Linked DNA regions of Homo sapiens: all the other regions are linked to region 2. A link is a contact called in ENCODE Hi-C or POLR2A ChIA-PET data. All regions are on one chromosome and are shown on one strand. Each heading gives the region's core, a stretch centred on a gene start or an enhancer-like site at or near the end of the contact. The rest is flanking DNA. Distances are from core to core; before and after follow the strand shown. Region 1 overlaps LINC01476 (long intergenic non-protein coding RNA 1476). Region 2 overlaps CLTC (clathrin heavy chain). Region 3 has its middle 4.3 kb from the start of MIR21.

What was found. A loop is a pair of places that touch in the nucleus more often than their neighbours do. ChIA-PET counts read pairs that join two places held with the same protein, here RNA polymerase II (POLR2A). Pooled maps may share reads with other maps.
Region 1: a pooled map shows a loop between it and region 2 (5-fold over the local background). The contact joins two enhancer-like sites. A Hi-C loop is called at or near these places in 6 of 50 pooled maps. POLR2A ChIA-PET finds 5 or more read pairs at or near these places in 2 of 52 experiments (HepG2 and activated naive CD8-positive, alpha-beta T cell).
Region 3: a loop to region 2 is called in a map of heart right ventricle, with 2.5 times the contacts of the local background. The contact joins two enhancer-like sites. A Hi-C loop is called at or near these places in 1 of 168 maps with a recorded cell type or tissue (heart right ventricle), 2 of 37 single-sample maps with no recorded cell type and 3 of 50 pooled maps. POLR2A ChIA-PET finds 5 or more read pairs at or near these places in 6 of 52 experiments (AG04450, B cell, CD4-positive, alpha-beta T cell and 3 more).

The regions. Positions count from the first base shown.
Region 1 is chr17:59,432,376-59,436,869 of GRCh38, forward strand. The region is part of intron 2 of LINC01476 (long intergenic non-protein coding RNA 1476); the gene reads right to left. Among named protein-coding and RNA genes, the nearest start is that of MIR4729, 69 kb to the left of the region's middle. Within about 2 kb of position 3,041, at least 3 of the 41 ENCODE cell types and tissues checked have a DNase peak (open chromatin) inside an H3K27ac peak, as active enhancers do.
Region 2 is chr17:59,639,511-59,643,772 of GRCh38, forward strand. All of the region lies in intron 1 of CLTC (clathrin heavy chain), which reads left to right. Among named protein-coding and RNA genes, the nearest start is that of CLTC, 22 kb to the left of the region's middle. RefSeq lists a silencer at 2,752-2,831. Within about 2 kb of position 2,726, at least 6 of the 41 ENCODE cell types and tissues checked have a DNase peak (open chromatin) inside an H3K27ac peak, as active enhancers do; they include B cell and OCI-LY7, where a contact is called at or near this core.
Region 3 is chr17:59,843,508-59,847,637 of GRCh38, forward strand. It overlaps the pseudogene RNU6-450P. Among named protein-coding and RNA genes, the nearest start is that of MIR21, 4.3 kb to the left of the region's middle. RefSeq lists an enhancer at 3,032-4,020 and a silencer at 4,059-4,130. Within about 2 kb of position 2,229, at least 36 of the 41 ENCODE cell types and tissues checked have a DNase peak (open chromatin) inside an H3K27ac peak, as active enhancers do; they include B cell and OCI-LY7, where a contact is called at or near this core.

The sequences.
Region 1 (4,494 bases), core at 1,791-4,290, 210 kb before region 2:
AAAAAAAAAGCAAAAAAGTAGCCAGGCTTAGTGGCACGTGCCTGGAGTCCCAGCTACACAGGAGGCTGAGGTGGGAGGATTACCTGAGCCCAGGACATTGATGCTGCGGTGCACAATGACCAAGCCACTGCACTCTAGCCTGGGTGGCAGAGTGAGACCCTGTCTCAAATAAATAAATATAAATAAATAAATAAAAGAATGATTTAGAAGTCACTAGTCCATGCAGCTGAGGAAACAAAGGTGCCATTAACCACAGTAGGGAATAGAAGAACAGGAGGAAAGATAAAGACAGGATAATGACATGCTGTGTTTAAGATGCCTGCACGACATTCAAGTGGACAAGCCCCACTGGCAGTTGGAAATCTCTGCCTAGAGTTAATGAGAGAGCTGGAGGCTAGTGATTGAGCTGGGAATAAATAGGTGCCAAGGCTATGGACATAAAGGGCACACACCCACCAAGTACAGCTGGAAAGTGAGAAGATAAGAGACACCAGCACAGACCCTATAGAGCACTAACATAAATGAATTGATCAAAGAGGAGCCAGAAAAGGAAAGTAAAAAGAGGTGTCCAGAGAACAGCTAGGAGAACTGGCAGAGACCAACATCTTAGAAGGCATAGGAGACAAGAAGAGGAGGCAGTCAAGTAGGTCAGAGCTGCTGAGAATTCTAGTGTAGCATTTGTGACATTTCCCCATTAAAGAGCAAAGCCTGTGACAGTAGGAACTCCTGGCACAGTACTTTGTATAAAGCAGGCAGTATCTGTGCCAGGATCTATAGATAGACATATAGATGTACCAATTTGGAAACTGCTAGTAACTGCTAGATGCCCAGAGACCTCAAATCTGGAAACACTGCAATTTTAAAGTGTTATTTAAAGGTCAAATTAGCAATAAAAACAGTACTATATATATATATATATTTTTAATTTTTAAAAATTTTTTTTTCAAGATGGAGTCTCGCTCTGTCACCCAGGCTGGAGTGCAGTGGCACAATCTTGGCTCACTGCAACCTCTGCCCCGCAGGTTCAAGTGATTCTCCTGCCTCAGCCTCCCAAGTAGCTGGGATTACAGGCGTGCTGTAATTTTTGTACTTTTAGTAGAGATGGGGTTTCACCATCTTGGCCACGCTGGTCTTGAACTCTGACCTTGTGAGCCACCCGCCTCGGCCTCCCGAAGTGCTGGGATTACAGGCTTGAGCCACGGCATCCAGCCAAAAACAGTACAATATTAAAAGAGATTCTAGCTTTCCTCAAATTCCATTAAAAATTATTACTACCACCTTGTGTATTTCTTCGTATTTGGTCTTCAGGAGAAGATACATGGTCAGCAATATAAAATGAGGAAGCTGGGGCAATATAATTTATCAGAACAGAGGAGTTCAGTTGCAGTTGCTGGAACACAGAAATTGGTGTCAATGTGTTTGGCCTTTACAAAAGTCATTCTGAGGGCAACATCATGGTGTTTTAGGAACTAAGCAATTTCTTCCTCCCCTTTCTCCCCTCCGCCTCCCCCCTCCCTCCTCCTTTCCCCTCTCCTCCTTCTTCTTCTTCTCCTTCCTCCTCCTCCTCCTCCTCCTCTTTCTTACTCCTTCCATTCTGTTGCCCAGACTGGAGTGCAGTGACCTTGGCTCACTGCAACCTCTGCCTCCCAGGTTCAAGCAATAATTTTCTGTATTTTTAGTAGACACGGGTTTTTGCTATGTTGGCCAGGCTAGTCTCAAACTCCTGACCTCAAGTGATCCACCTGCCTCAGCCTCCCAAAGTGCTGGGATTACAGGCGTGAGCCACTGCGCCGGGCCAGCAATGTCTTCTTCAAATGTCACACAATGTTACAGTTCTTTTTCATTTGCCCATTCTTTCAACGTTGAGCACCTCATATGTTCGAGACACTGAGTTTGTCAGCCTTTTGACATCTTTCCATCCCTCAAGGAGCTCACAGTTCAGGGGGGACATAGACAGGGGAATACAATGGAAATATACTGAGAAGTGCTGTGCCAGAGGTAAGCACAGTGTGCAAATGAAGACAGAGAAAGACAACCCAACTCAAAGGGCAGCAAAAGAGGGCAGTGGCGTAAAGTCTTTCCAGAAGAGACAATGCCTGCCAGGTGTTACAAGGAGGGACAAGCTTCCAGATCAAGGAGACAGCAACTGTAAAAAAAAAAAAAAAAAAAAAAGAAAAGAAAAGAATTCAATATGGCTGAACACAGAGTACAAGCAGGGGAAGAGTGAGAGATGAGCTGGGTGGGCAGGGACCTCATCAGACCCCAGAAGCCCTTCTAAGGATTCGGAGCTTGAGCCTAAAAGCAATGAGGAGATGCTGAATGATTATGTTAGAGCACTTCAAAGGAAGTCGTTTGCTTCTCATATTTTTCTTATTTCCCATTCTCTCTCTCTCTTTTCCTTCCTTCCTTTCTTTTTCTTTTTTTCTCTCTCTCCCCCTTTCTTTTTCTTTCTTCCTTTCTTTCTGAAATTGCAGCTGATCCTTCCTCCCCTCCCTCCCTCCCTCTCTCTCTCTCCCTCTCTCTCTCTCTCTTTCTTTCTGAAATTGCAGCTGATCTGGTCTATACCCAAAGAGAATAAGTGCAAGGGATTTATTTACAGTATGTCCATGGTTGGGTGGAGAAAAAGATGGAGTTGATCCCTGAAACCTGACTTTTGATGGCAGTAAGTAGCAAAATGAGAGGATCCCAGGAATAATTCCTATCTCCCACAGACTTTTCTTCCATCTAAATCTGGAGATGCCTGTGTTCGATTTTCATGAGGAGGCTGTTACCTCCAAGGTGTGGACAGGAACCTTTTTTTTCTTGCCAAATGAGCAAAGAAAGGAATCTTAATTACAGAGAGGTCTACACTCTTGCTACTTGAAACTGGGTCCCTGGACCAATAGAATCAGCATCCCCTGGGAACTGGTTGTACAGACAGAAATCTGAAGCTCCACCCCAAACATACTGAATCCAAATCTGCATTTTAAACAAGATGCCTGGGTGATTCCCATGCACATTCAAGTCTGAAAAGTCCTGATCTACAAGATAGGAAAACTGCCTAGTTGGTAAAACTTAGGGTACTGTGTTGCAATCTGTGTTTTGTTTTGCGTGACTGATTTATGAGTAATCAGTTTGTCAGCCTCTATGATTACTAATTTATGTCCAAAAGCAAACTCAATCAGGGGCTAAACCCTTTCTACTCTACTGAACATTTCTAAGAAATCTCCACAGAGCCCACGATGTTGTGATCCATTTAAATACAGGACTTGCTCTCTGGCTGATGAGTAAAAGATTCGTTCTTTTTTTTTTTTCCTATTGTGGCAAAATGTGCATAACATACATTTACCATTTTAACCATTTTTAAGCGTGCAGTTCAGTGGCATTAAAGACATTCACACTGTTGTGCATTCATCACTACATCACCTCTAGTGTTTTCATCTTCCCAAACGGAAACTCTGTACCCGTTAAACAATAACTCCCCATCACCCCCTACCTCCAGACCCTGGCAACAACCATTCGACTTTTTTTTTTTTTTTTTTTTTGAGACGGAGTCTCACTCTGTCACCCAAGCTGGAGTGCAGTGGCGCGATCTTGGCTTGCTGCAAGCTCCTCCTCCCGGGTTCACGCCATTCTCCTGCCTCAGCCTCCCAAGTAGCTGGGACTATAGGTGTGCGCCACCACGCCCAGCTAATTTTTTTGTATTTTTAGTAGAGATGGGGTTTCACCATGTTAGCCAGGATGGTCTCCATCTCCTGACCTCATGATCTGCCCACCTCAGCCTCCCAAAGTGCTGGGGTTACAGGTGTGAGCCACCGCGCCTGGCCCACCATTCTATTTTTTGTCTCTATGAACTTGACTACTCTAGGTAGCGCATTGAAGTGGAATCATACTGTACTTGCTTTTCTGTGACTGTCTTATTTCACTTAGCATAAGGTTGTCAAGTTTCATCCATGTTGTAGCATATGTTGACATTTCCTTCCTTTTGAAGTTGAATATTTTGCTGTATGTATCTACCATATTTTGTTTACCATTCATCCATCAATGGACACTTGATTGGCTCCCAACTTTTGGCTATTGTGAATAATGCTGCTACAAACATGAGTGTAGAAAGCTTCATTTATGCCAGCATGCAGGTCCCCTCTTCTAGCTTACCAACATTATTTTCTAGAGAGATGCCACAACAAACATAAATTCACAGTTAAGGGATGCTCTCAATGGATTTTCTCTGTCTGTCTGTCTGTCTATCTGTCTCTCTCTCTCTCTCTCTATATATATATATGTATATATATTTTTTTAAGCAGAGACAGGGTTTCACCATGTTGCCTAAGCTGGTCTCAAAGTCCTGAGCTCAAGCGATCCACCCACCTCAGCCTCCCAAAGTGCTGGGATTATGGGCATGAGCCTCAATGGATTTTCTTTAATATATCAAGTCTCTAGTTGACTCCTTACGAAGAAAAGAGAATTTGCTGTTGTTGGGAGCAAAATGTCTGTTGCAGTTAGTCTCTGTCCGGG
Region 2 (4,262 bases), core at 1,476-3,975:
GGCATTTTGCAGATTGAGAGGATAATAAAATGTAGCTGTAGTTTGGATACATGTATCCAGATATATTACATGTATTTCAGATATGTCCTCTGAAAATACCTGCAAGTTTATAGAGAATGTTGTATATGTCCTTTGACTTTATCCATGCTTAGTTCCATAGTGTATAATTCAGTTTATGGCTGGGTACAGTGGTTCATACCTGTAATCCCAACACTGGGAGGTCGAGCTGGGAGGATTACTTGAGCCCAGGAGTTCGAGACCAGCCTGGGTAACATAGGGAGAACCTGTCTCTTAAAAAAAAAAAAAAATTAGCCAGGCATGGTGGCGCCTGTAGTCTCAGGTACTGAGGAGGCTGAGGTAGGAAGATCACTTGAGCCTGGGAGGTCGAGGCTGCAGTGGTACCACTGCACTCCAGCCTGGGCAACAGGGCAAGACCCTGTCTCAATAAATAAAGAATAAAAATACAATTCAGTTTCTGTGGTATAGCTTATATGCCATCACACCTTTATAACTGACTGAGAATACTTTATGGTTACTATGTGCTGTTTTGAAAATAAAACCTGTTTAAAAATATGTTGCATTTTAAAAGTTTTAATCTATATTGATATTACTAGACATAGTTATATAGTTTGGCCACCCTGTTACATGCTCCTACTGTAAGGGTATACCTAAACCAGACTTGCAGTTAATAAGAGTGACTTGTCCTATTATTGTGTGCTTTGGCATATTTCTCTTTTGAGTATATAACAGGAAAATATGGGAAGAATTGCTGAGTGTTCTAGACATTCTCACTCAAAAGGAACATCAGTAAGGAAAACAATCTTACCTACCTTATTTGAAGAGGTGGAAGCAAATTTAACCTTCTCTTAGCCAATACGGTCACTTGAAGTTCTTTTTTTTTTTTTTGCCAAAGTCTTGCTCTGTCACTCAGGCTGGAGTGCAGTAGGGCGGTCTTGGCTCACTGCAACCTCCGCCTCCCGGGTACAAGCGATTCTCCTGCCTCAGCCTCTGGAGTAGCTGGGACTACAGGCGTGTGCCACCATGGGCCCGGCTAATATTTTGTATTTTTAGTAGAAACGGGGTTTCACTGTGTTAGCCAGGATGATCTCGATCTCCTGACCTCGTGATCCACGCCCCCTTGGCCTCCCAAAGTGCTGGGATTACAGGCATGAGCCACCACGCCCAGCCGAAGTTCCTGTCTTTTTTTCCTCACAATTAGGAAGGCTATATAGGAAGGAGCAGGGTCCTGTTCAGTTGTGTAAATGACCACCACTTAAGTGTGCTTTTTTAATATGTTTAAACATGTGCCATTATTAAGAATTTGACACGGCTGGACGCCGTGGCTCATGCCTGTATTCCCAGCACTTTGGGAGGCCAAGGCGGACGGAACATGAGGTCAAGAGATCGAGACCATTCTGGCCAACGTGGTCAAACCCCATCTGTACTAAAAATACAAAAATTAGCTGGACGTGGTGGTGCACGCCTGTAGTCCCAGCTACTTGGGAGGCTGAGGCAGGAGAATTGCTTGAACTGGGGAGGTAGAGGTTGCAGTAAGCCGAGATCATGCCACTGCATTCCAGCCTGGTGACAGAGCGAGACTCGGTTTCAAAAAAAAAAACAAAAAACTTGCAACTTCAGAATTATGTTCATGTTTGCTGGTGTTTTAACTCAAACTGGGACATAAATCCTAGGGAAGTAACCCATATCACTGTTGTTCTAATAACTGCATTCGTAGTAGAATAACACTACATTCACTAGTAGAGGCTGAGGGAGAGAGGAAAAGAAGGAATTACAGGTTACAGGCTACTTTTCTGTTCTTGTCTAGACTGAGGCTGACTGACTTGTCTAGACTGAGGCTGAGGCAGGTGGACCATGAGGTCAGGAGATCGAGACCATCCTGGCCAACATGGTGAAACTCCATTTCTACTAAAATACAAAAAATTAGCCGGGCATGTTGGCGCACTCCTGTAGTCCCAGCTACTCGGGAGGCTGAGGCAGGAGAATCACTTGAACCTAGGAGGCAGAGGTTGTAGTGAGCTGAGATCGAGCCACTGTACTCCAGCCTGGCTGGCGACAGAGCAAGACTCCATCTCAAAAAAAAAAAAAAAAAAAAAAAAGAGTTTGTCACTTGCCTCCTGTTTAATTTTGCATTTTTTAAATAAAGTATATCTATTCCACATGGACTATTTTGATTAGTACCAATACATTCCTGAAGGAGATCAAAGATATATATGCATAGCTCTCTTGGTAGCATATGTTTAATGAGAAAGTAATATAAGGATTACATAGATTAGGGTTGCAGGCAGTTCTGTCACTTTAAAGCCAGATCTTTTATTTACCTTATTTTTTAAAGTTTTTGCAGAGATGGGGTCTCATTATGTTGCCCAGGCTGGTATCAAACTCCTGGGCTCAAGTGATCCTCTCATCTCAGCCTCCCAAAGTGCTGGGATTATAGGTGTGAACCAAGGTGCCAGGCCAAATCTTTGTTGTTTTTTTTTTTTTTTTTTTTTTTTACAAGTAAAATACCCTGAGGCTGAAGGTCATTGCTAACTGATGCAGCGTGTTTTTCTTACTGCTTTTTTTCTGGGGATCTAACAAGGAATTGGAAACACAGGTTTTTGACTTTCCTTTTTCCTCCTCATTGTTTTCTGATAGTGTTTTCTTAAAGTCATCTTCCACCTGCCTCTGAAGTTGAGAAGTAGGAAGGAATCTGTTAGAATCACTTGGGGTTCAGTTAGTAGTGTCTGTGGTTTGCTTCCTTTTGTGGTTTTGAATTTAATTTCACTATTTGACTAACACTATTTTTACTCCGACTTCCTCAAACACTGTGGGACTTAAGCTGTGACAGGTGAAACTCAGTGCCTTAGATGAAGGCTTGGTAGAGACTTAGAAACATAGAATTCTTACAGGGTAGCTTAGGATTCTTACAGCATAACTTACTGCTTTTAGGTATATAGCTCTATGAACTTTATGAGCCCACTGGAATGTTTTCTCCAATTATCGGAAAGGATAATTATCAATTAAACTTAAGGAGTCTAAGGACCCTCTACTCAGAAAAATAGATGTGAGATCCTGTCTCAAAAGAAAAGTTAAAGTCAGGAAGAAGTTAAAATTAATGGTTTATAAGGCTTTACTATAACTAAATACATTATAAGTTACATACTTTAAAGCTAGTGTATTTGCCTTGCATTACAGCATATACTTGAGCTTGTAAAGCAGGTTAATCTACTTTATTACGATGTTTGTATTAATGGTTAGAGAGTTGTTTGACTTCTTGCCCCTATATTCAGTGACTGAGTTACTGTAACTACACTTTATAACTGAGTTATAACATTAATAACTTAATACCAGTAGTAATTGAGATAGAAGAGTGAAGAGAAAGTAAAATGTAGCCTTGTAGTCTTATGTTATATCTTATTCAGAGCCTGGCCTGGTTATGTTTAAGCACTATTAGCAGAAGAGTTTCAGAAGAGAATTTAAATAAAATACAGTTAACTTGGCTGGTTTAGTCCATAAGATAATAGTGACAGTGGTGGTGTTTGTGGAGGAAAACTGTATTGCTAGAGGACAAGGGTGACAGAAAGACTTGATTTTTTTTTTTCCATGCTTTTTCTTTTCTGGGGTGTGTGTGTGTGTGTGTGTGTGTGTGTGTGTGTGTATTTTGTACCATGCGAATTTATTATATTACCTTTGGAGGAAAGGGGGATAAAACTAGTCTGGCCAAGGCTAATAAAATAAAGCCTCCATGTAGCTTCTTTTAGTAGGACTTAATCTGTTACAACATAGTTAGTCACCCAGAGTATTAATAACCCACTATGGTAGAGATTTCTTCCTAGTAACAAGTGACTTTTGTTCTTACATACTTAATTGGTTTGCAAAGACCTACCATCTTTAGATCCACTATATTTGTTTAGCAGATACTTTAGTATTTTCTGAGTACACAAAGCAAATCTAATTCCATTATTTTCCTTGTTAAAATCCTTAAGTAGCTCCCTTCGCCTGTAGAATAAACTCAGGATTCTTACTGAGGTATGTTTAGCTTGTTGGTCTGGCCCTTGCTCATTTCTCTAACCTTAATTGTGTACTCCCTCAATCCTATAGTGTTACAAAAGTACTTGTAGTTCCCTTAGCCAACCACACTTTTACGTCTCTGTGCTTTACCACATGCTCTTTCTGTTGAGAATTCTCTCGCCTGCCTCCTTTGAACACATTGCTTTAGCTGTGTAGCCTTTGACAAGATCCCTCTTACATATCTTTGTTTT
Region 3 (4,130 bases), core at 979-3,478, 200 kb after region 2:
GGGTTTCTTCTACATTGTTTGTGACCTGAGAAAGTTTAAAAGAGCCTCAGTTTCTTTCATCTATAAAAATAAAAGAGATAGAAGGACAGTTTACCTAAGGAATAAATCTGGTAACATGTAAAGTACTGAAATAGGCTGGGTGCAGTGGCTCATGCTTATAATCCTAATACTTTGGGAGGCCAAGGCAGGAGGATCCCTTTTAGGCCAAGAGTTCAATAAATAGGGCCGGGCATGGTGGCTCACGCCTGTAATCCCAGCACTTTGGGAGGCCAAGGTGGGCAGATCACCTGAGTTCGAGACCAGCCTAACCAACATGGCGAAATCACATCTCTACTAAAAATACAAAAATGTAGCAGGCACGGTGGCACATGCCTGTAATCCCAGCTACTCGGGAGGCTGAGGCAGGAATCGCTTGAACCCAGGAGGCAGAGGTTGCAGTGAGCCGAGATCTTGCCATTGCACTCCAGCCTGGGCAACAAGAGTGAAACTCCGTCTCAAAACAAACAAACAAAAAAGAGTTCAGTAAAAGTACAGCAATAAAAGTTATCCACCTCCACCACCCCAGCTTTTTTTTTTTTTTTTTTTTTTTTTTGAGAGTGAGGTTTTACTGTGTCACCCAGGCTGGAGTGTGGTGGCACAGTCATGGCTCTTTACAGCCTTGACCTCCCAGGCTCAAGAAATTCTCCTACCTCAGCCTCCCTGGCAAGGACCAGCATGAACCACCATACCTGGGTAATTTTTTAATTTTTTGTAAAGACAGGGTCTCAATATTTTGCCCAGGCCAGTCTTGAATTCCCAGGCTCGAGCGATCCTGCCGTGGCCTCCCAAAGTGCTGGGATGACAGGTGTGAGCCACCATGCTGGGCATTCCCAATGAAAGACTGAGGCCAGGCACAGTGGCTCACGCCTGTCATCCCAGCCTTTTGGGAGGCCAAGACAGGATCACTTGAGGTCAGGAGTTCAAGACCAGCCTGGCCAGCATGGTGAAACCCTATCTCTACTAAAAATACAAAAATTAGCCAGGCGTGGTGGCGTATGCCTGTAATCTCAGCTACTCGGGAAACAGGCAGGAGAGTCACTTGAACCCGGAAGGCAGACGTTGCAGTGACCTGAGATCGTGCCACTGCACTCCAGCCTGGGCAACAGAGCAAGACACCATCTCGCAAAAAAAAAAAAAAAAAAAAAAAAAAAGTGAGCATCTGATACACATGCAAGAATTTCACAACATTGCATTCACTCCTCCAGAAACAAAGATATATTTTAAAATGCTTTCTTAGCATATGTGCTCTGGTTTTCTAGCAGATACTCTGTCAAACTTTTGATAAGTGAAAAATTTACCGAAGAATTTAAAACCAAAAACAGTTTTTTAACTTTCCCACCTGAAAATATTGACCATTTTCTAATTTATTTTCATTATAAAGAATATTGGTTATCATGGTTGCTCATGCCTGTAATTCTAGCACTTTGGTAGGCCAAGGCAGGCAAATCACTCCTGAGCCCAGGAGTTCGAGACCAGCCTGGACAACATAATGAGACCTCCCTACAAAATATTTAAAAGTTAGCCAAGTGTGACAGTATGTGCCTATAGTCCCAGGCTGAGGTGGATCACCTCATTAGTGAGCCGTGATTGTGTCACTGCACTCCAGCCTGAGTGACACAGACCCTGCCTCAAAAAATATATATATAAATACTAAAACATCTGGAAGGAAAGAGGAGAAAAGGGAGTATCAGCTTTTAATACTTGTTACAAGGTCAGTCTAGAAAATACAGTGAGATTTGCTGGGTAAATAGGTTTTGAACCATGAAAAAATTGATGGCATGCAAGATCTTCCTCAATAGACCTAAGAGTCTCATTTCTATTAAAAAATACAAACAACTGCTTCATTTTATTCATAAATAATTTTTTGAGGTGCTACAAAAAATTAAAACTAAGCAGGAGTTTAAAGTTTTTGAAAAGCCAAGTAACATTTTATCTCTAACATTTATTGAATCCTCTCCAGTATTTACACAACGTAAATGAGATACTACACACAAAACCCTTGTGTCTGAAGGTAAATTTATTTATTCTCAAAGACAACAAGAAGAGAAAGCACATCATGTATTTTAAACTTTAGAAGCAACTGAGTCATTAGTGTCTGGTGGACAGGAGCTAGGGATCCTATCCCTTCCCAACAAGGCCAAGAGTTCACCTGAGGTAATGCATTTGCCTTGGGGGCGAGGCCTTGAATTGCAGCAAATAACCTGTGTGTATTTGCATATTTAACCAGTACTCTTAAGAAGGATTATACAAAAACCTGTTCCAGACAGCTGCTTACTCATTGCCTTTAAAATTGCGTGGTGCTGGGATTGGCAGGTGCCAACTGTTTGCTCATTCTCTTTGACCCACTAGCCTTGCAGTTTGCTGTGTGGGTGTTGATACTCCTAAATTAAAGCAGGGAAGGGGTGGTTTTAGATGGCTTTTAACACCTGCTCTCCACCCAAGCACCCTGGATTCATTTGATATCTGGATTCTAATTCTGTAGTCAGGAGACTGGCCCAAACTGTGGCCCAGAGAGAAGTGAGTCAGTTGCAAGTGGCTAGCTGACTCTATGGGAACAGAAATAAAATGCAGCTTAGAGAGTTTGTCAGCCAAATCCACAAATGTGTGGCTTTTTGAAACATTGGACATCTGTTCCTCTTAATTTAAAATAAACTTTTTTTTTTTTTTTTTTTAAGCACAAAGTTGCTTGGCTCCTTGTTTCTTTGTGTCAGCAGCAGTTGCTGCTCTAATTTAGGAACCCTAGGATCTGATTTAGGACATTTGGAATCTTTAAGGCACATTCGATCTAGAAAGTGGAACTGAATTGCTTTGGGAAGGCAAGAGGATGATTTTACAGTATAGGGTTTGTGTGGAAATCCCCTTCAGCAGTAATCAACCCAGGTGTCCAACCTGTTTGTTAACCATTTCCAAATGACTCAGAGGACCTAGAGGGAGGGCTTGAACACACTCCAGCACTGTTTCTACAATTTAGCCTTTATTTGCATTGGAAACCACATTCCTGAATTCTTGAGGGGGCAGGCTCTGGCTTATTCTGGGCAACTGACTTCAAGTGGGACCCCTGAGCTACCTATGTAAGCAAAGAGTCAGCCATCTCTGGAGAGTTACCAGGGAGGAGGATCTTTCTGTGAACTTGCTTTGATGACCTCCACCCAAAGCCCTTTGAGGAACAGTTTTGTTTATTCAAGGAGCCCTTGGCAGGTCACTCCTCCCCTACCACAAATCTAATCCAAATGCGACATTTTCCTTTGAGGCCATCTATCCCTTTTGGGGGACAAAACACATCAGCTTTTCCCTTCAGACCACTTTTGACTGAAGCAGTGATCAACATTGCTTAATTGTGTTCCAGTCTGTTTCCAGCGGGGAAAAAATGCTTTAGGGGAGTGAGGCAGTTAGGGATTTGAAAACAGGGATGGTGCCGCCTGAAGGTGGGGAATGACTTAGATCACTGTCTTCCTTTGGCTCCTCACCATGTTGTGTGGAGGAAACGAAAAGCAGCTCAAGTTCACTCCTCTTGGCAGTAGTGCAGAAGCCTGGCTTGCCACGGCCCTGGAGAACCATGTTTTTCCCAACTTTTTTTTTTTTCTTTTGAGACGGAGTTTCACTCTTGTTGCCGAGGCTGGAGTGCAGTGGCGCAATCTCGGCTCACTGCAGCCTCCGCCTTCCAGGTTCAAAGCGATTCTCCTGCCTCAGCCTCTCAAGTAGCTGGGATTACAGGTGCATGCCACCACACTCGGCTAATTTTTTGTATTTTTTTCAGTAGATACGGGGTTTCATCATGTTGGCCAGGCTGGTCTCGAACTCCTAACCTCAGGTGATCCACCCGCCTCGGCCTCCCAAAGTGCTGGGATTACAAGCATGAACCACCATGCCCAGCCTTTTTTTTTTTTTTTTTTTTTTTTAATACAGAACACAAATTTGAGTGTCATTCTTGTGCAGGGGCCATGCTAATCTTCTGTATATTGTTCCAATTTTGGTGTATGTGCTGCCAAAGCAAGCACCCAGCTTCTTTTCATTAGTTAAGAAGATGAAGGCCAAGACTAAGGCAGGGAGGCCTTTCTCTGCCTTTCACTCTTTAGTGCACCTCACAGTCA